Regions from separate parts of the Homo sapiens genome. Here regions 1, 2, 3, 5, 6 and 7 are each linked to region 4. Evidence: chromatin contacts called from ENCODE Hi-C or POLR2A ChIA-PET data. All regions are on one chromosome and are shown on one strand. Each heading gives the region's core, a stretch centred on a gene start or an enhancer-like site at or near the end of the contact. The rest is flanking DNA. Distances are from core to core; before and after follow the strand shown. Region 1 overlaps CHSY1 (chondroitin sulfate synthase 1). Region 2 has its middle 11 kb from the start of PCSK6. Region 3 holds the start of LYSMD4 (LysM domain containing 4). Region 4 holds the start of ASB7 (ankyrin repeat and SOCS box containing 7). Region 5 overlaps CHSY1 (chondroitin sulfate synthase 1). Region 6 overlaps LRRK1-AS1 (LRRK1 antisense RNA 1). Region 7 overlaps ADAMTS17 (ADAM metallopeptidase with thrombospondin type 1 motif 17).

Evidence for each region. A loop is a pair of places that touch in the nucleus more often than their neighbours do. ChIA-PET counts read pairs that join two places held with the same protein, here RNA polymerase II (POLR2A). Pooled maps may share reads with other maps.
Region 1: a loop to region 4 is called in a pooled map, with 4 times the contacts of the local background. The contact joins the enhancer-like site here to the promoter of ASB7 in region 4. A Hi-C loop is called at or near these places in 3 of 37 single-sample maps with no recorded cell type and 11 of 50 pooled maps.
Region 2: a loop to region 4 is called in a pooled map, with 3 times the contacts of the local background. The contact joins the enhancer-like site here to the promoter of ASB7 in region 4. A Hi-C loop is called at or near these places in 2 of 50 pooled maps. POLR2A ChIA-PET finds 5 or more read pairs at or near these places in 2 of 52 experiments (Panc1 and activated CD4-positive, alpha-beta T cell).
Region 3: a map of CD8-positive, alpha-beta T cell shows a loop between it and region 4 (17-fold over the local background). The contact joins the promoter of LYSMD4 here to the promoter of ASB7 in region 4. A Hi-C loop is called at or near these places in 8 of 168 maps with a recorded cell type or tissue (B cell, CD4-positive, alpha-beta T cell, CD4-positive, alpha-beta memory T cell and 3 more), 1 of 37 single-sample maps with no recorded cell type and 13 of 50 pooled maps. POLR2A ChIA-PET finds 5 or more read pairs at or near these places in 1 of 52 experiments (HepG2).
Region 5: a pooled map shows a loop between it and region 4 (4-fold over the local background). The contact joins the enhancer-like site here to the promoter of ASB7 in region 4. A Hi-C loop is called at or near these places in 1 of 168 maps with a recorded cell type or tissue (naive thymus-derived CD4-positive, alpha-beta T cell), 3 of 37 single-sample maps with no recorded cell type and 13 of 50 pooled maps.
Region 6: a loop to region 4 is called in a pooled map, with 11 times the contacts of the local background. The contact joins the enhancer-like site here to the promoter of ASB7 in region 4. A Hi-C loop is called at or near these places in 3 of 37 single-sample maps with no recorded cell type and 11 of 50 pooled maps.
Region 7: a map of endothelial cell of umbilical vein shows a loop between it and region 4 (2.3-fold over the local background). The contact joins the enhancer-like site here to the promoter of ASB7 in region 4. A Hi-C loop is called at or near these places in 1 of 168 maps with a recorded cell type or tissue (endothelial cell of umbilical vein). POLR2A ChIA-PET finds 5 or more read pairs at or near these places in 1 of 52 experiments (activated T-cell).

Annotation. Positions count from the first base shown.
Region 1 is chr15:101,188,033-101,190,732 of GRCh38, forward strand. All of the region lies in intron 2 of CHSY1 (chondroitin sulfate synthase 1), which reads right to left. Among named protein-coding and RNA genes, the nearest start is that of LRRK1-AS1, 38 kb to the left of the region's middle. RefSeq lists an enhancer at 1,456-2,343. Within about 2 kb of position 1,264, at least 12 of the 41 ENCODE cell types and tissues checked have a DNase peak (open chromatin) inside an H3K27ac peak, as active enhancers do.
Region 2 is chr15:101,499,203-101,502,118 of GRCh38, forward strand. No RefSeq gene overlaps it. Among named protein-coding and RNA genes, the nearest start is that of PCSK6, 11 kb to the left of the region's middle. Within about 2 kb of position 1,294, at least 9 of the 41 ENCODE cell types and tissues checked have a DNase peak (open chromatin) inside an H3K27ac peak, as active enhancers do.
Region 3 is chr15:99,732,106-99,734,805 of GRCh38, forward strand. LYSMD4 (LysM domain containing 4) reads right to left here and starts at 1,332. Exons shown (of 3, transcript NM_001284417.2): 1 at 1,240-1,332. RefSeq lists silencers at 782-891, 932-1,661.
Region 4 is chr15:100,601,322-100,604,021 of GRCh38, forward strand. It overlaps ASB7 (ankyrin repeat and SOCS box containing 7), which reads left to right and starts at 1,268. Exons shown (of 6, transcript NM_198243.3): 1 at 1,268-1,725; 2 at 1,894-1,992. LINS1 (lines homolog 1) reads right to left here and starts at 863. Exons shown (of 7, transcript NM_001040616.3): 1 at 800-863. RefSeq lists an enhancer at 781-1,120 and silencers at 1,291-1,550, 2,001-2,050.
Region 5 is chr15:101,206,448-101,209,222 of GRCh38, forward strand. The region is part of intron 2 of CHSY1 (chondroitin sulfate synthase 1); the gene reads right to left. Among named protein-coding and RNA genes, the nearest start is that of CHSY1, 44 kb to the right of the region's middle. Within about 2 kb of position 1,509, at least 9 of the 41 ENCODE cell types and tissues checked have a DNase peak (open chromatin) inside an H3K27ac peak, as active enhancers do.
Region 6 is chr15:101,126,311-101,129,303 of GRCh38, forward strand. All of the region lies in intron 1 of LRRK1-AS1 (LRRK1 antisense RNA 1), which reads right to left. Among named protein-coding and RNA genes, the nearest start is that of LRRK1-AS1, 24 kb to the right of the region's middle. RefSeq lists a silencer at 546-595 and enhancers at 886-935, 1,226-1,335, 1,546-1,715. Within about 2 kb of position 1,426, at least 37 of the 41 ENCODE cell types and tissues checked have a DNase peak (open chromatin) inside an H3K27ac peak, as active enhancers do.
Region 7 is chr15:100,041,727-100,044,426 of GRCh38, forward strand. The region is part of intron 18 of ADAMTS17 (ADAM metallopeptidase with thrombospondin type 1 motif 17); the gene reads right to left. Among named protein-coding and RNA genes, the nearest start is that of ADAMTS17, 300 kb to the right of the region's middle. Within about 2 kb of position 1,390, at least 12 of the 41 ENCODE cell types and tissues checked have a DNase peak (open chromatin) inside an H3K27ac peak, as active enhancers do; they include endothelial cell of umbilical vein, where a contact is called at or near this core.

The sequences.
Region 1 (2,700 bases), core at 14-2,513, 590 kb after region 4:
GCAAGGAGAGCCAACATTCTCATTAAGTCCTCGTTCTTCCTGTTAACTGTTTACATGACTGTCCTTCAGCACGTACACGGTTCAGCCTCAGCTACAGACCATCACTGCTACAGAGCGACAACTTCCCATTCGGACTTAGGCAGCGTTTCAGTTCATTACAGAGAAGTGGTTTTCTCACCCTTTTGTCCTGAAAAGTGGTTCAAAGAAAGTAAGCGTTGTCTAAATGTCAAGAGACCGTAACTGCTGGTAGCCAGTCACGAGTTTTAAACATTTAAATTACATTCTCATATGCTTCCAGGTAGGCTCCACGGGTAACTTACTGTCCCAAGCAGGACCTTGTGAGATGAAAGAGTGGGTCTGTTAATAATCAGGCCGAGACCACCAGCATAAACGGTGGCGGTCCAGACTCTCAGGACGCATGGTTATCCCACTGTCCCTGCTAGGTCTTTCCTAATTAGTTTTGTGTAGGCTTTGCCAATTTTCATCTAATTAAGTTCAAGGATTACGTTTTGTGTTTTAAAAACTGAAATTGTCATGGAAATTAAGCTGGGACTTTAGTGGTTAAAAAAAAAAAGAGAATTATTATGAATGAGTCCTGAATGGTTACTAATTCTGAAACCTAAACACCTTTTAGAGAAGCCTGACTCATTTCAAAATAATTTTGAGAATTAAGCTTAGCAAAGTAAAACAAAAGCTGTTGCTAGTAATTCAAGGCTTCTGCATAAGACTATAAGTAAAGCGATAAAACTGAAACAATATATTTTGCAACTGAACATTCCATGTCTACATCATCAGCAGAGACTGTGGTAGGAGACCCTTATCTGCAGTCCGAAAACTATCTAAACTCCCATGTCTTCCCTTCACAAACATCTGATCTGGGGCAATCAGTTGAATGCACCAGGCATCGCCTTAACAAAAAAAAAATGAAGTGGCAGACGTGGCAGCATGATGCAGGATGAATACATGCAGAACCATCTTTAAACAGATGAGGTCCTGTGCACACACGGCACTCAATATTTACTGAACGCTCCCGTGAAAGGCGCCGTACCAGGCAGTGAAAGCCCAAATGTCACGTACAGAGAAGAAACAAGCGCGAACACAAGATCGAGCCGGCGAGCGTGGCGGGCGAAAGAGTCCCAGCCCGGGCCTGCCACGAAGCGGCCACCAGGCTTCTCTCCCAAGGTGTTTCTAAACCCGGCCCACCCAGCACCAGGTATGGCCCTCTGGCCTCCACGCCCGTGCTCTCTCAGCACCCTCTCCACTCCAGTCAACACGGACCACACACCAGCGTCACACGTGACCCAACATGTCTCTACGAGAACGTGATATAAGCTCTAGTCTAGGGGACTGCCAAAGCACAAACTAAATCAAAAATAAAATTAAAAACAAACTTACAGGGACAAGGTGGATGTAAGCCAGAAGGGATGGAGCTCGGGGGGACCAGGACGTGCCACACAGGCCCAGTGCAGCCGGGTTTAAAGGGAAGCTAGAAATCCAGCTGTTCTGTGTCAAGTCTAACTGAAGTGCTGGCAACCAGTTCAAGTGAGAGAGAAAGGGAAAGGGACAGAGAAAAGGAAAAGAGAGAAAAAAGAAATACAAGCCAAAGTATATCTGTGGGTCAAATATGACCTACAGATTCACCTCCTTCTAGGATATTTTTCATCTACACCTGACTTTTTGTAGAATCTTATTCGACATAAAGACATTCAACGCCGTGTTAACGTATAGCATTTAATGAAGAAATGTCTTACTTAAAAAACCCAACCACCCCCACCACCGCCTAAAGACTCCAGCGGCGCTGGGACAGTGGAGGCCTGGTGAGTGGGGACAGCACAGTGGCGCTGTGGGCGGGGAGCAAGGGTTCCCGCAGCCCAGCTCCACCACTTGAGTCCTCGGAGGAAGAGCAACTGCTCTAGAAGCCCTGGGGTCCCAACCCAGCTTTGGGTCATGCGTTACACTCAGAACTGTCAGTGTTTCTGTCATTACACAGTGTTGAGTGCGGTGGGGTTAAATGCCACAGGTTTGGACCCTAGGTTTTGAGCACGACCCCTGTGAGGCTGAAGACTCCACGTCTGCCATCTCCAGTTCATATGAAGTCTGAGGGGGGACTCTCACTTCACAGCTACCTCACAAAGGCACCATTCTGAAAGTTTTCTTTCAAAAAAGAGGGTAAGAAAAACACTGGAGAGGGGACTGAGGGAAGAAGAGGGAGTGGGTTTGTTTTTCTGGGGAAGGGTGGGTGGGGAAGGGAAGCTAGTAAAGCTTTAAATTCCATAGTGTCAAATTCCCAGGGAAGCAATATGAACAGTTTTCAGAGCATAGGCAACCAACAAAAGCAATCCCACGGAGAAGTGACAGGCTTTTCAACCCTTGGGGCTGGAACAACTGGACATCCAAATGCAGGAAGATGAAACGAGACACAGACCTTACCCTTCACAGGATCACAGGCCTAAATGCAAAAGGCAAAACTGCAAAACTCCTAAAGAAAACAGAGGAGAAAATCTAGACAACCTTGGGTTTGGTGATGACTTTCTAGACACAACACCAAAGACACACTCCATGTAAGAATTGATAAACTGGACTTAATTAAAGTTAAAAACTTCTGCTCTGCAAAAGACACTGCCAAGAGAATAAGACAAGTCACAGACTGAAAGAAAATATTCACAGACTTATAAGACTTATCTAAAATATACAAAGAAT
Region 2 (2,916 bases), core at 44-2,543, 900 kb after region 4:
TGTTTGGGGGCCCAACTGTGATTTGTGGCCTCACTGCCAGCCCTGTGTGTGACTCACGGTGAGGCCTCAGCAGCTGTTCCCTGCACCCCCATCTAAAACAGCTCCCTGCACCCCCATTTCTCACTGGCAAGATGAAGCCTCAGACCTGGCAATCTCGCTCCACCCCTATTTAAACAAGGCAGAACCTCTGATCTGGAATGTTCCCACTGCAGCCTCTCCCAGAGCCTTGGGAAGGAGTTGGCTAATACAATGCTGGGTGGCAGGGCTGTGCCAGCAGTGCAGTGATTTTTAAAATATGTGTTAGAGCCCTGGGTTTTTCCTATAAATGAGATGGTCGGCCATCATCCTAAATGTCACTCCCTCACTATTAGGCCACAGTGATGTTCCTAAAAGAGTCAACAGTAAAGACCTGTTTGTAGGTATCTAGGAGCCGGCAGCAGACCCTGGGGACACAGGACCAAACGTAGGGAGGTTTCAACTCTGGATCTCCATCGATTCTGAGCACCTCGGTGACCGGGGTGGGCTTCAGGCTTCCTGAGCTGGGGCTACAGGAGTGCAAAGGGGTTTTATGATGAGTCCATGTATTAAATGAAATAAGGGCCCACAGAAAAGAGAAGGCTGGGACCGCAGGTGTCCAAGAAGCAAGGCACAGAGGCAAGCAGGTTCCTTCCCACACGCAGCTGAGGTCCACTCAAAAGGTGATCCTGAAGAAATTATGCTAGAATCAGCAGAGTGGGCCTCGGCTGAGTGTGGAATCCAGCCCACTACTTGCTGGCTGTGTGACCCTGGACCAGGCACCTACCCTCCTATGCTTCCGTTTTCTCTGCTGCAGAAGAGGCTGCCAATGATGCCTTCCCTTAGGGAGTGAGCCAGGCCGTAATTCAAGGCTAGGCAGCACCTGGCAGCTGGCATGCTGGCAGCAGACCTCCTGACACACGTGCCCTTGGTTTGGCAGATGCTGGCAAGGGTTGTGGTGACAGCGGACACGTGAACCACGACAGCTGGAAGGGAACAGTGGAGGGGAGGGCACTATGCTGAGTCACATTTAGACCTCACTAAAACCGAAGTGGTTCCTGTTAACTTGCTTTGGTCTATGTGGTGGATTTAGGGCTTCCAAAAATCCTCTTAAGGCTTTTTATATCCTCCTCACTATTTATAGTCTAAACTCCCCCAAATCCCCAACCCAGACAAAATCATTCCTGCTATGTTTTCTTTCGATGCCAAGCTCACCAGCAGCAGAGAACATAGCTGCATGACATGGGGCCCGATAGGCTGCTCATGCCTGTGCCCCTCCCTCCAGGAGTGAGACTTGGGAAATCCTTTACCCTCTGCAGGTTCTGTGTTTATCCTTTGCAGGGTCACCTGCCACAATGTCCAACTCCTGCCACCCACAGGAACTCCAGCAATGCTACTGATTCCCACCATCCAATATTGTGATTTTTCAAAGGTTGAAAATTTGATAAGCAAACAACACATATGTGGCCCAAATAATTTTGCATCTGGGTCTTTTCATCTGGACTGAGGCCAATGCCCTTATTCTTCTTCCTTCTCCTTCGGAGCCCTTTCTCCCTCCATCCTGTAAAAGTAATCTTTCATTAGAAATCAGCAAAGTGGAACAGTATACTCCCTCCTGAGCATGTACCAGTCACAGGTCACAGGTGATCACCACTGTCAAGAAGAAAGTCTAATTCAGTCCTCACCTTTGATAGACGGGAAGTCTGGAACCTTCTTAGTCACGGCCTCTCAGGCAGAAGATAACAGAAGACTTGCCACAGTGCATGGCAGGGCCACAAGACAGCAGGAGGGGAAGTGACACTCAAGTCCTGTCTCCTGGAATAGGCAGGGGATGGTCCAAGTGAAGTGGGATTGCTCAGGCAGGAGGAGAAGAGGCAGAGGGGCACTGTGGCTAGGGAAGAGGCTCCAGCCCTGACCACCTGGGTTCTCATCCCAGCTCGGCCACCTCCCAGCTGCCTGACCTCAGATGAGTCCATTGACCTCTCTGGGCCTCAGTTTTCCCAGCTGAGCATAAAATGGGCATATTTGTGTCCACCTTAAATGAATTAGTGTACAGTGCCTGGACCTGGGCCTGGCACTCAGACAGCATTATGTGAGAGCTGTTCTCATCAGGCCAGAGGTTTAGCAATACCTCATTGCTACTTGTAAACATGCCTGGTTCTGGAAGTGTCTGTGTGGGTGTGTCTGAGTTAACACAGACATGCCCCAGGCTGGCCAACCCCACAGGCCGGACTTGTATCTCCCCCAGCAGAGACCCCCAGGCCAGCCTCTCCTCTCCCTCCACAGCCCAGACCTAGAAGGACTGCACAGCCTGGGGACCTCAGCTCCTTCCCCTACGTGCCTGGTGAAAGGAGGGAAACAGGCAGTGAAGAAAGAAGGAGCAGAGGAGGAGACAAAAACTCACCTCTCCTGAACCCTCTGTAAGGCTTTTGCATGCATTCGTGTCTGAGCTCCTAAAGTCCGTGTCCTGTTTTACAAACAAGAAAGCCCCGATCCTCCGAGGGAGCCAGGGCTTTGCCTGAGGTCTTGTCAGGTGAACAGTTAGGGTTCTGGAATGGGTGGCTGTGAAGGCACAAGGCAAAGGCAGAGGGAGGAGCCTGGGCAGCCACCCGGCCCCATCTCTTCCTGCCACGCCGTGAGGGCATCCTCAGATAAGGACCCAGGCACAAGAACCTTGACGGGAGGGGAGAAGGACACCCCGGCTGGCCCATCCCCACGGGTCGGTAGAAACAGGAGACAGGCCCGAGGACTCCCTGGTGACCAGGGACCATCTGTGGCATCCCCCTCCAGGACTGTGCCCCGGGGAGAACCGCTCACTGGGGATCAGCAGGCTGCACTGTTGCCCCCTGGAGGATGCAGAAGGAGAGAGACACGGTGCCCGGACTCGGCAGCCCCATGATC
Region 3 (2,700 bases), core at 82-2,581, 870 kb before region 4:
CTAATCGCTGCAAATACTCAGCATACATCATCAACAGAAAAAAAAGAATGTGCTTATGCTGGCTGAGATGGAAGAAGATAGGCAGAATAAAAACCCTTTGTTTTTTCTAATCGCATACGTTTTGTGCAGAAAACGAACCCCGCCCCTGTTCCTCATCCATAGCTGTCTCCCCTAAACCCACATCTGTAAAGAAACAACTACTTTTGCTCTCAGAGTAGTAAGTTGAGATCCTTGCAATGGCAAGTAAGGGCTGCCGCCAGCCTCCGCGCACTCAGAATCTTCAACTCAGAAGCTTTGCACAATAATTTTGTATTCAATATTTTACACATTGCAAAGTATCTTCACTAAGAAGGTCAGCGCTAAGGACTCTTGCTCAGAACTGTGGGGCTAAACTGCTCTTACTTTGACACAGTTTAACTCACAGTATGTGGGGCAAGCTACGGGGAGAACTCATGCCTGTCAGCCGGAGAAAAGCGTCCAGTTTGCTCACGGGTCACTTTGCATTCATTACATCCCCATTGTCTGGTTTTTATTTTCCCCTTGAGTCAACAGCCAAAGCCGCAAGACCCCTGTTCCTCTCTCCAGATTGTTCGCGTGAGATTCCAGAAACGAAATCTCAAACACGCGGGCTGACAACTTCAGAAAAAGGTGGCTTCGGAGCCACAGGGGAGCAGCCCGTACGGGGACAGCCTGCGGCCCCAGCTCGACCCCCTACTCCCCGCCCACGCCTTCGAGGGTCACAGGCCCACACCCCGCTCCGCGCGCTCCTGAGCCTGCCCGGAGGCGGGAGGCGGCCGGCGGTCCTCGGGGGGTTGAGGGTCACCTGCAGGACCACGGCGGCAGCCCGGGGACGGGGCCAGCCTTCGCGTCCGAGCTCAGGGGCGGCGGCAGCAGCTCCAGGCCCGCTTCCCTCCAAGTCCCTTCTGCGAAAAGATGGGGCACCTCAACAAGAGCTGACAGGAAAATGGGGAGCGGCCCGGCCCCAGGGCTCCACGGCTCCACGGGCGGGGCCCTAACATTCCAGAGGGCAGAACCTCTGACCTCTGACCCCCAACCCTAGCCACCTGGGGCCAGCCCACGACAGTCGCGGTCACCGCCCCTCCAGCTGGAGCGTCCCCCTAGGAGCCCGGGGAGGGGCGGCCCGCCCGCGAACCCTCGAGCGAGGCCAGGTCGCCGTACCGCCATGAGCCCGCGCGGCTCCCTAGCCAGACCGCGGCCCCCTCGTCCAGGCCCCGGTACCTCAGCGCCCAGGCTCCGCCGCGACCGGCGACCGGCGACTCGCGACCCGCGACCCGCGACCCGCAGCTGCCACCGCGCCTGCGGATTGGCTACGAACATCAGCAGGGCCCCCCTGGGGGCGGGACTGGGGAGGCAGCCAATGAAGTCAGCGCTGGGCGGGCACTGGAGCGAGCCTGGCTGCGCGGAGAGCTCATCCCGGGACCACAGGGCCCGGGGCGGGGCTCGGGGCGGGGCTCGGGGCGGGGCTCGACAGGGTTCCACACCCCGGAAGTGGCCCTCGCCCCGCCCACCCGCCTACCAGGTCTACCCGCGCGGGCCCTGGCTTGTTTTCGCGTCTGTTCGGAGTAATAAGGCACCTCAGCTCCTCCCTCCCAAAGTGCTTGGCTTTCTGCTGAGCCGCAGCTTTCTCGCCCGTAAAGAGGCCTTTGACCCCACTTGTGGGTAATGATCTGTAGCTGTGACTCGGGGTGGATTCCAGTAGCGTGGGGTCCCCTGAGCCCTCCTGCGGGGAAGGGCTGGGCGCAGATGGGCGAGGGGTCTTTCTGCGGCGGGATCTGCGCTCCTGGGCCTTTGAGGGCCGCACCAGGGGAGGCATTGCCCCACCCCGAGAAGAAAACAGAAATCCACGAGTGTAAAACATGGATGCGGACAACAGGGACCAAGAAAACTTAAGTCGTGTTTATCAAATGTCAGGTGGCCGAGGATTTCTTAAGATGAAAAGTGGTGGAAGAATTCTCACACACTGGCCGGGCGCGGTGGCTCACGCCCGTAATCCCAGCACTTTGGGAGGCCGAGGCTGGTGGATCACGAGGTCAGGAGTTCGAGACCAGCCTGGCCAAGATGGTGAAACCCCGTCTCTACTAAAAAAATAAAAATAAAAAAAAATAAAAAAGTTAGCCGGGCATGGTGGCGGGCGCCTGTAATCCCAGCTACTCAGGAGGCTGAGACAGAGGATTGCTTGAACCCGGAGGCGGAGGTTGCAGTGAGCCGAGATCGTGCCACTGCACTCCAGCCTGGGCAACAGAGGGAGACTCCATCTCAAAAAAAAACAAAAACAAAAACCTCACACACTAAGGCACAAAGTTCAGAGCTTCTACTTAAAAAGGAAAACCAAAATTAAAAAGCAGATAACCTAGGGAAAATAAACTGAACACAACAAAGGATTAAAATCCTTCGCTGAGAGAGACTTCATATGAATAGGAAAGATGCTAAGACCTCAGCAGGTCTGAGGGAGACCTCAGAGAGACAGGAGCAGATAATTCAGCAAACAATGCAAATGGTCAACAGGTTGAAAATGTTTTTAACCCTCACTTGCAATCAGATTAAACAACAAAGCAAACATTAAAACAAGATCTCACAAACCTTTTCCCACTAATAGGATTTGACTGTGTCCACACCCAAAACTCATCTTGAATTGTAGCTCCCACAGTTTCCACCTGTTGTGGGAGGGACCTGGTGGGA
Region 4 (2,700 bases), core at 18-2,517:
ATCACGTGGCCAGGGGGCTGAGCAGGCTCACGAGTTGTCAAGTCTCTCCTTAAAAAGCCACCAGTTCTACCTCCGTGATAACCCATTAATCCATGAATAGATCAATCCACTCGTGAAGACAGAACCCTCACGGTCCAACCACCTCTTAAAGACTCTACCTCTCAGTACTGCCACATTGGGGATTAAATTTCAACATGAGTTTTGAAGGGGACAGATATTCACACCATAGCACTACCTATCTAATACAGCCCATCACGTCCTGGTCAAAATCGATTCCACCATTCTGCTTGATTTTCCTCATATAACCCATCCCTATCTGATAATTTTGTGTTTGTTTCCCCGAAATCACTATCTTGTTCACTGTTGTCTCCCCAGGGACTAGAACAGTGGCCAGTAAACACTTGCTAATGAATAAAGTGCTTAACAAACGTGTCTTGATCAGTCTATCTCGCGTTTTCCCCACGACCCCTCTCCATTCATTCACAGGAACCCGCCAACGTTGCTATCCTTTCAGGAAGGTCCTTGGATCGTCATCGCTATCCCAAAGAGAGTCCGTTCTCCCACTTCAGGCGAGGCATTGCCAGCCTGGAAGCTAACGGGGTCTCAAGGACCGACAGCCGCGCCAAGACCGGGCACTTGCGTCTGACAAGCGCTGAACAGGGGCGGAGAAACAAGGCACCCCTCTACTCGCTTCCTGGAGCCTGCCGCCCTCCCAACCTTAAGCCCTGAACCAGGCTCTCATTTGGCCGCACTCGTGCCTCCCCTGCTGCCAGCACGGCGGCCGGTCCCGGTTACCTGCCTGGGATCTGGCTCAGGCGAACTCTCTTCACACCGCCATTTGAGGGAACACAAATGCCCGCTCTGGGCCACCGTAGTTCACAGAAAGTACAAGCTGGCACCTCCTCCCGCATGCGCAGAGACCGCCTTCGGCGAATAGTGTCTCTTAGCAACGGCTTTGAGTCCCTCCGCCAGGGGCGGAGCCTCGGAAGCCACCACGGGGAAGCTGTAAGGGGAAGTGAGTGAGACCAATCGGAGACGAATCTCTGCCCCGTTCGGCACGCCTCCCTTAACTGTCGCGAATGCAAAGGCAACTTTACGGCAGGCAGAGGGTGGGGGCTGCCGGGGGTAAGGAGGAGAGAAGGAAGCAACCAACCAACCAAGTCGTCCCTACTCCCTCCACCCCCACCCATCCCGGACCTGGTTTACGGCTCCAGGCTCAGGCTCCACTGCGGGCGCTGATTGGTTGTTGAAGGCTTGGTCCCATCCCAGTGACCCCAAAGTGCTGAAGGGAGGGGGCGGGGGTGGCCCAGTGCAAAGTGCATCCCGAAAGCCCCCTGTCCGGAGACCCCACGGCTGGCACTTCGGGCCCCGTATGACCTGGGACCTCGCCGTCCCGAGACCTCCTGGGTCCCTCCGTAGCTGGAAGCCTCCGGCCCGGAGCGCGGCAGCCCCCTGCTCCGAGCCCTGGACCGGGACTGCCCCCCCACCCGAGCCAGGACTTCCTCCCTGCCTCCCTGCACCTCTGCCCCAAGGCTGCCCGGCGGCCGGGATCGCCACCTCCTGCCTTCTCGGCTGTTCGGATGTTCGCCGGGCTGGGGCCGTGAGGCACCGAGGAGGATCAGGAACACCAGGGTCCGGCCCTGCCTGGGGTATTTCTTCAATGGAGAAGTTGGTGAGTGTAGAGGAGGCTGAAAGGAGGAAGAGAAGCAGCAGCTGAGGAGACAGGTAAAGTCCTTTACTTCCCCCGAGGGGAAGAGTGCTGGCTGGGAGGGTAGGAGGGAGGAAAATCTCTGCTTTTTCTTGCCTGCCCTTGCCACTCTCCAGCCCCTTTCCTGAGCTCCCCCCTCCCCACCTCTGAGACACTACACCACTCACTGGTTTCTGTTTTTCTAGGTTTGAGCTGGCTGAAGAAGACGCGAAAGCAGGAAGAGGTCTGCCCACCTATCAGAGAAGCAGAAGGCACAGTGCCTCTGACCAGCATCGTCTGTAAAGGTAATGAGCCAGCCCTCCCCTCCCCCGTTGTTTATTCCTGGCCCCTACCTCATTAAGCAGTGGTTTATTTTCAGGGTGGTTGCCTGGGAATGCAACCTTTCCTACCCCCCCCACCCCCACCCCCAGTTTCCCAGGAAAAACAAAAACATTACCCGTGCCTGATACTTAACATTTTATAACTTCTCTACCCAGGACAGTATTTTCCCACTTTCTTTCTGTACAGTGTGTTTCTGTGTTTTTCATTATCTTTTGGTACACTGTGCCATTTACTCTGCTCTGAGGCTTTGAGACCTTTTTGTAGCTACCCTCCCTTCCTTACTCTCATAGGAATTCCTCAATTCCTTGTTAATTGCTTGTTAATTCTGAATGACTTTCCTTTTTAATTAAACCACAATTTACTGTTTTCCCCCTTACTCTTTCCTATCACCTTTCTTCTACCTGCATCAGAAAAATCTTTTGAGTTATCTAACTGACAACGATTTGGTAGAGAAAGGTAAATTATTGGCCTGAGATTTATGAGTTTCAGAAAATAGTTTGATTTTATTTCCTACTAGAAAGCCAACCTGTGTACCTTAAGAGTGTGAATGGTATGAAGACAACATTATTACCCTGAAGCACTTAGGCATAATTAACTCTTTGGGCTTTCTGTGTGTTTGTGTGTGACAAATGTGGATGGGCTTTGAAACTTATAAAGATACAATGTTTCTT
Region 5 (2,775 bases), core at 259-2,758, 610 kb after region 4:
GTTAGTCATCAGCTGGGGCTCTGAAGGCGGTGACGTGCTAAGTGACAGATCACCACCAAGATCCGTTTCCCATGAAAACACTTTGGAAAGAAGCTTTTATGTGGGCTCACTTTATACAAATAACACTTCAGAAAATAAACGAACACTCATTAAATTATGCACCAAAAGAAAGTAAACTGTGGAAGCTAGAAGAGACAGCAGTGTTAGATATTAATTAATAGGCTACAGAGAAGAAGAAATACATTTATCATCTGTGAGAAAACATGTAGGTTTGTCATTTTATTTTCCCTACACAGAAGCAGCCATAATGGCAGAGAGAGTGAACAAATATTCCCAGGGTTTTGGGGCACAGCCTAAAATAGTCCTCCAAAAAATACCAAATTTCTTTTCTCATTTTTAATCATAAAAATTCACACTAATTTGCAATGATACTCTAGGACACCCATGTTTATCTCATAAAAAAAGTCTCTCTCCCAGACCTCAGGTAAAATTAATGTTCTAGGAACGTATGCCACGCATTTCCACTGGCTATCCAGTACCACTCTCGCGTGTCAGCACATTCCAAAATTAGTTTAATTTAAAAGAAACAAGACCAAACAAAACAAAGCCAAAAGGAAACAAACAAAACCTAAAAGGGGAAAAATCCTACTAAGATAACTGAAACAAATATTGTCTAATATATTTCTCAGAAAGGGTCTACTCTTGACAAATGTTTTTTATATTAACACAGCATTTGCAGTCAAAAGAAAAATAAGCCACTCACTATCCAAAATGGGAATAAAAGTCTTTTCTTCTATACCTCATTTTTGGAAATAAAAAGTCTTTGGCTGAAAGCAAAGGAAAGAGTTACGTCCACATAACCCTTCAGAATGGGAAGAATCAGCGTCACCAAGTCTTCACTTCGCCAACTAACAACAGTATTTTAAAAATTGTTCATTCTGATTTTTAGAACCAACTCATGATGCTGGCTATCTGTGAACAACAATACCTTCTAGTATGTTATATAATATTTCATTTCAATGTTAACAGGATATTTTTCTTAAATTTCCAGGTGCCTCTCTCATATGCTCTGTATCTGTTAATTCATCAAACACTCAAGTGCCTCATATGTTAACCTCTAAATGGAATACAGAAATAATTAAGACAAGACCCAATCTACTAGAAAAAAAAAGTTGAATATTTGGCACAAATAAACACTCAAAGAAAATAGATCTTCCAGAATATACTATCCAAGCAAATATTCAGTCTTGCTAAATTTACCAACAGGTTTTTAAAATCCTCTGAGAATGAGGGCTGCGTTGCCATGTGACACAGGTAGTACCTGGAATCTAGTAACTAAAATTGAAAAGCTTATTTCAAGATGGAGTTAGGCTTCTTGCCCCTGCCCCACCCGTTGTCCTGAAGTAAAAAGCCACTAGTGGGGTCAAGCAAGATAGGGTCCCCAGATGGGGTGAGGGTGGGCTGGTGCAGTGGCCCAGCCTTGGGGCGTCAGGTAGGCCGCCAACCCTTGAGTTGAGTCACATAGGGAAGGCACCGGGAAGGAGGCATTGCAACAGAGGATTGCTCACTTACAGCGGAAACTGATGCAGTAAGTAAATGTGGCTGAGGCCAATGAGCAGCTAGATTTCTCAACTGTCAAATAAAGCAATTACAAATACAGAAAGGGAGAGAAGAGGAAGAACCCTTTGGGGTTGAAATGGGATTTGGAGTATCAGGGGGAACCCAAGGACACACACACACATGCACATTTTCCCCTGGTCAGCCCACTGCTCAGGAGTGGGCCAGCCAACACCCACAGCAACGAGCACACCCACAGTCTAGATCTTGGCTTCTAAATGTTTTCCACTAAAAAGAACCAGAGACTCTTCGAGAGATGGCAGACTGCAAGGCTAGGGCAGGGAAAAAATAACAGCCTGAAACATCTTAGTATGCCAGAAAGAAATTGCTCAAACAGTTATAGGGGCATATCAAAAAGATACAGAAGGCCAGTCATGGTGCCTCATGCCTGGAATCCCAGCACTTTGGGAACCCAAGGCGGGTGGATCATTTGAGGTCAGGAGTTCGAGACCAGCCTGACCAACATGGTGAAACCCCGTCTCTACTAAAAATACAAAAATTAGCCAGGTATGGTGGCGGACGCCTGTAATACCAACTACTCGGGAGGTAGAGGCATGAGAATTGCTTGAACCCAGGAGGCGGAGGTTGCAGTGAACCGAGATCGTGCCACTGCACTCCAGCCTGGGTGACAGAGCAAGGCTCCATCTCAAAAAAAAAAAAAAAAGAGATACAGAAGCCTGCAACAAACAGCAGCCACTGGACACGTCTAAGGTGATGTAAACATGGAAATGTATAATAATGGTAAGAGATTATAACTCATTAAATAAAATAGGAATACAAGAGTGTATACTCATACAAGCACACACATAAGTAAATGGGAAAAGGAACAAGCTTTTCCTTACTTTCAACTAATAAAAGTAGAAAGAATAACTGGATTAGAAAATCACCATTTAGCAACCATCACACTATTCATTTATTCTGCCAAGAAACATCAATTAATGCTAAAACTATTGGGGGTGGGAGTTTGATGAGGAACAGGATATTTACAGTCTCTCCACAATGACACTCACTAAATATAAAAAGACAGAGAGTAACTTTACAGTGGAGAAACCTGGCCAGGTTTTCCTAATCACTCTACCTTAGTTAAATGACCAAAGTTAATACTACCAATAACAGAGCAAACCAAAATCACAAACTGTTAGGATACAAAGAGAACAC
Region 6 (2,993 bases), core at 176-2,675, 530 kb after region 4:
CTCACAACTTACTTTTGAAAAGCACATTTCTGGACCGACTTTATACCTGGGAGTTCTGAAATTAACTTTCACTTGGAATACAAAGCTTATCAAAGGATAATAAATAAAATCATGTTGATTTGAAGTATATATATATATACATAAACCCTCACAATTGTTTAGAATTTAGATCAACAAAATATTTTCCCTGGCAGGAGTATTTAATCATGCCTGGTAATTAGAAAAACAAACAACAGCAACAAAAACACCAGTCGTCTGACTTAGTAGATTTTATTATTGTGACTTCAGTGACAGTGTGTCACCTCGCTGCCTGAACCCAGGCCCACAGCTCCCACTACCCCGCCCTCACTTTCTATTTCCCTAGCGCTTTGAAGATTCCATTTTACCCACCGCAGGAGAACATTATGAGGCTAGGTAATATAATCCCCATTTGACAGATGAGAAAGCAGGGGGCCCAGAGAGGCTTATCCAAGGGCCAGCAGGAGGGGACAGAGCCTAGAAGCTGGTTCTGCAGGGCTCAGCTCCCACTTCTCAGGGCACAGTCCCGACTAGCCCCTCTTATTAGTGACCGTGGGTGGGTCTACTCCCCACAGTTCCGGCTGCCAGACTTACCCAGGCTGTGCCTCATCCTCGCAGTACCTACCTGCTCTCAGCTTGGAAAGAACCTGGAAATTCATTCACACCCAGGTTCTGAGGGCTGCTAACAGGCTTCTTTCCCAAGAGGTAATTGCCTTTATCAAAGAGGGTGCTCTTTAATGAGCTGAAAGAATGCCTCTGCAAGTCGGGCCTCCTCCCTAGGCTGCTGGGATCACTGGTACACATCTGTTCTCCCCCATCTCACCTCAGGAGTAGTTTGCTCCCCAGGGAGGAGCCCTGCCTGAGAGTAAATCCAAAGAGACGTCCCACAGTTAACTCAGCCTCAAAAGCATTTGGAGTTGCAAACTAAATGACATAGTCTCATGACTTGTGTCTGATTCTGTGGATCTAAGAAAATCCAGTTTCTCCCTAACTAACGCCAGCATCCTACAGCCTAGCCTCTGCCTGGTGAACACAGACAGCCTTGCCGGGGCCTGGCAGAAGGAGTGCTAAGAGGACAGGGCCTCACAGACCCTAGAAGTGGGTCTCACCCTTCTCAGCTCACTCAGATGCTTTGTCTCCAGAGTTCTCAGATTTACAAAGCTTAATGAGTGCCAATTTACTCATTATTGTCCTCCCAGGCCTCACAACGCATTAAAATCCTTCTGCACAGACAGATTAGGAGACAAGCCTAAGGAAAACGTACATCTGCTTTAAAAAAAAAAAAATGCAGTTTCAGGTTCCACTTTACATCAGCCAGGGTTTAGTTACAGGAAACAGAAACCACTCTAACAATTTTAAGCAAAAAGGGGTTTAGACAGGAAATTAGGGGCTTACCGTTTTATTGAGAGGCATGGGCCAGGCCTATTGGCGTGGTGCCCGGAAAAAGGCCTGGGGACCAGCCGGCTGGGCTCTGCTAGCCTGACTCCACTCAGCCAGGTGGGGGTCGGGAGGCTCCCAGTGCTGTACCATACCTGCCTCTTGACCCCACAAAGGGACTGAATGGACCCTGGAACGCTGCCACAGGAAAAACAACCACCACAACTTTGCTCGCCAGCAGAAACGGCCAAAAGCAGCAGGAGGAGAGTCTTGGCCTCTGAATCATAGTGGTGTGCGAAGAATTGGCAGGACTATGGATGTGCTGGAGCTGGCTCAGCCTAGTGACAGCCAACGGTGCACGGCAATTCCAATTCCAGGTCCAGGGACACCAGGGGATAGCAAGATTGAAATTGACCACAGTGGATATATTTACACCATGGAAATCAGCAAGCACTAACAGCCGGGTTGCTTTTGTTTTGTGTTGTTTTTTTGTTTTTTTTTGAGAGCTGGTTGTTAAACATTGACCACCGGGCATAACCCATTTCACATTTAGAACTCTAGCGGCAAGGGAAGCGGGAAAAGCAGTGGCTCACCTTCCAGCCTTTGAAGGAACAGCGAGGAGAGCACACAGAATGCTAGCTGCCAAGCCGTCCTCCATGACACACACTCCTAGGAATGTACCCTGCAGTAAATTTGCACATGTGTGAGGGATGAATGGCTGCTGATGCTGCACTTTGCTAGTAATTACGTGGAAGCAACATTTCTTAACGCAATTGCTCTTGAGCATATGTGAAGTTTATTAACCCTGGAGCTAGGGAATTGGCAAGGGGACAGAAGAGTGGGTTGGTTCAAAGATGGCTTGGAAATTGTTGATTTGTATCTACAGGGGGGAAAGAATGCTTGCATAAGCAGCTAATTAAGAAGAGGCAGCTAATAAGGTCAAGCTTACAGTTTCATTTAACATGATCGTTAAAACGTCATTTCCCTATCGGCTGGAACAAGCGAGGTTTGAGGCACAGTAATCTTGGGGGTGATTTCTAGAGAGGCCAACCTTTCATCCGAAATAATAAGAAACACATCCAAGGTGCACTTCATCTGTGGCTCTTAATTAGACAAAGCTACACGGTTTTGTGCCCCAGCTGAGCTGGACGAGAGCCCGTCAGCTCCAAGGCAGCAAGCATTGTCAAGCAGAGGTCACAGCAAAGCGCCAGGCAAGCAGGGTCTGCACTGGCCTCTGGGCTGCTCAAGCTTCTGGTTCTAAGGGACTGAATGTGCAGGTCGCCCAGCCCTCCGTATTGTTTTTATTTGACAATAGCCAAATATGGCAACAAGTTGCTATGCACTGAATTGTGTCCTCTCTAAATCCATATGTTGAAGCCTGAATCCTGCAGTGTGACAGTATTTGCAGATAGGGCTATTAGGAGGCAATCAGGGTTAGATGAGATCAGAAGGAGGTGGCCCTGATTCTCTAGGGCTGGTTTCCTCTTAAAAACAGGGAGAGATGCTGGGTGCAGTGGCTTGCACCTGTAATCCCAGCACTTTGGGAGGCCTAGGTGGGCAGATCACAAGGTCAAGAGATCGAGACCATCCTGGCCAAC
Region 7 (2,700 bases), core at 140-2,639, 560 kb before region 4:
CATATGGTTACAGCAGGGTTTGGGAGAAGTATCCACAGAGCTAGGATTAGAATAAAGTGGTGCTAATGGTGTGCAGTTGGGAAGGCAAAGGAAACTGTCAGGAACTCAATGGAAAAAGGGTTGAAGAAAATTAAAGGGAGATCAGGAGAAATAAAGGAAAGTATAAAGGAAAAAGACAAACATCTCTGCCACTTTAAAGGTCAAAGAGTAACAATAACATAGAAAGGCTCTTTCACCTTGCCAGGTTCAACAGTGGGTTGCATTCTGGCTTCTTTAATAAAGTTCACACCATGGGATTCTTGGGCGCTTCTTCCAGGTTCCAGGCTCTGTCCTCCACTCATGCCACCCCATCTGAAACAGCCATTTGTAATCCAGACCCTCCACATCTCCACCTTACCCTGTTGCCCAGGTGCAGTTTTTACTTGTGTGTCCAATCTCCCCGATTTTCTGGCACTCATTTCCTAAGGTCAGGTTTTCTACTTTTCTTCACTTACTAGCATGAATCCATGTAACCATAGGTTCTTATGAAAGACTCATGACAACTAGATCGTGCCATGCAATAATTCAAATTTTGTTGTCCAAATATTTGTGTGTGTATAATAGCTGTACAGAAGTCCTCCCTTATCTGTGGCAGATATGTTCTAAGACCCCCAGTGGATGCTTGAAAATAAGGCTAGTACTGAACCCTGTATATACTATGCACAGATTTCTTTCTTCTTTTTCTTCACAATTTCATGGGTAGAAGATTCATTTACTGTAGATCTGAGCAACCTCAGCATACATTTGTTTTTCTTTCCTTATTAAGTTGAAGACGTTTACCTTTTCACTTACAGGATGCATTTTATAGCTTCTTTTTAGTACATCTGAGTTGCCATCATCACCACTCTTGTGCTTTGAGACCAATATTAAGTAAAACGCAAGAACTACGACACCCTACAGTTGATCTAACTGAGATGGCTACTGAGTGACAACCAGCAGGGAGCAGAGACACTGTGGATCCCCTGGACAAGGGGATGATTCACGTCCTGGGCAGGACAGAGCGGGATGGTGTGAGATTTCATGACACTACTCAGAACAGCAAGCAACTTAAAACTGATGAACTGTTTCAGAAATTTTCCTTTTAATATTTTTGGGCAATGGTTGACCACGGGTAACTGAAACCACAGAAAGTGAAACTGCAAATAAGTGGGAACTACTGTACATAATACATATATATATGTATATGGTGCATGTAGATACATTTACATGTGTGTATGTATATATGTATGTGTATGTATGTACGCACGGATCTATCTTGTTAGGAATTGCAAGAGCTTCAAAATCTATTATCAGATCATACATTTCTTTAGCCAAACAATAAATCCTCTTTGATGAGTCATGGCACTCGCATATCCAGTTTAAGAAAAAGTACAAGGTCAGATGGTTCAGAATAAACAAATCAACAAATGAGCAAACAAAACCAGCCTGGGGCAGGGAGCCAGGCACTTGCTGTCTACAGTCTCTAAGGCAGATCTTAGGTGCTATTTTCTCCTGTTTTTCAATTTCATTTTCTTCTCTGCTCTAAGTAATTCCACTCATTCTTTAAGTCTGATTCACATGATTTTACAGTCAGGAAGGGAGTGTAAGGAAGTGGGAAAGAGAAGTGGTGGGGAGGCAGAAATCGAATATTTATCAAGTTACACAATAAAAAGAAATTCAGAATTCTAACACGTCCTCCTTTGTATAATAAGAAAATACATTCCCTGAGCTAATACCTGCAGAGCTCTGGCTCATGCTGAGAGCGTGGTGCCAATATCTCAGTGGGCAAAACGGGAGTAAGCAATAATCCAAAACACAGGCCAGCAAACTCTTACGTGTGGGCTATGTCTGGCCTGCGGGGTTATTTTTGGACAACCCAAGGGCGAATAACAAATTTTACATGTTTTAAAGGATTATGACTCAAAATACAGAAAAAAATATGCCAGAGACCACATGTGGCCTGCGAAGGCAAAAATATTTATTCTCTAGACCTATACAGATGAAGTTTGCTGACCCCTGTTCTACGGAGATACTAAGAACTTGCTTCTGAAATTGCTTTTAGTCTGAAGTGTATTTGGCTTGAACTTGGCTCAAACGTGGCAACACGGCAGGACTGTGGTCCATCAAGCCAGAATGACTCTGAACTTTCTGTAGCAATACACACACTTGATGTTATCTATCGTAGGCTTAGCACAGCTCTGTGGCACTCATTAATAGAGTCTGCACTCATGTTTGTTTATGTCACTTTGTTTTGTAGGTGTTTTCCTACATGATCTTCTGGTTTCAGTTTTGCAGTGCAGCATGGTTCTCTCTTAGAAGATACATGGGAGGCAAAATCACGAACTTGATATACTTGCCCACTTGTTGCAATGATCAGAGGGCTCTGTTATGGCACTTTGAATTAATCTGGAATCTAGTTGAAACATGAAGATGTGATCTGATTACCTCTCATCTGTCTTTCACAAACCTGGGAAATTTTTGATCACTGTTTCTTAAATGATTATTTTCTGCTCCATTTTCTCTCTCCTCTCCTTCTGTGACTCCAATTACCCTTATGCTAGAATGCTTGATACTATCCCACAGGTAACTGAGTCTTGCTCATTGTCAACAATTTTTTCCTTCCCATTTTCTAGACTGAATAATGTCTAATCCTCTATCTTCAAGTTCAGTAATCTTTCATCA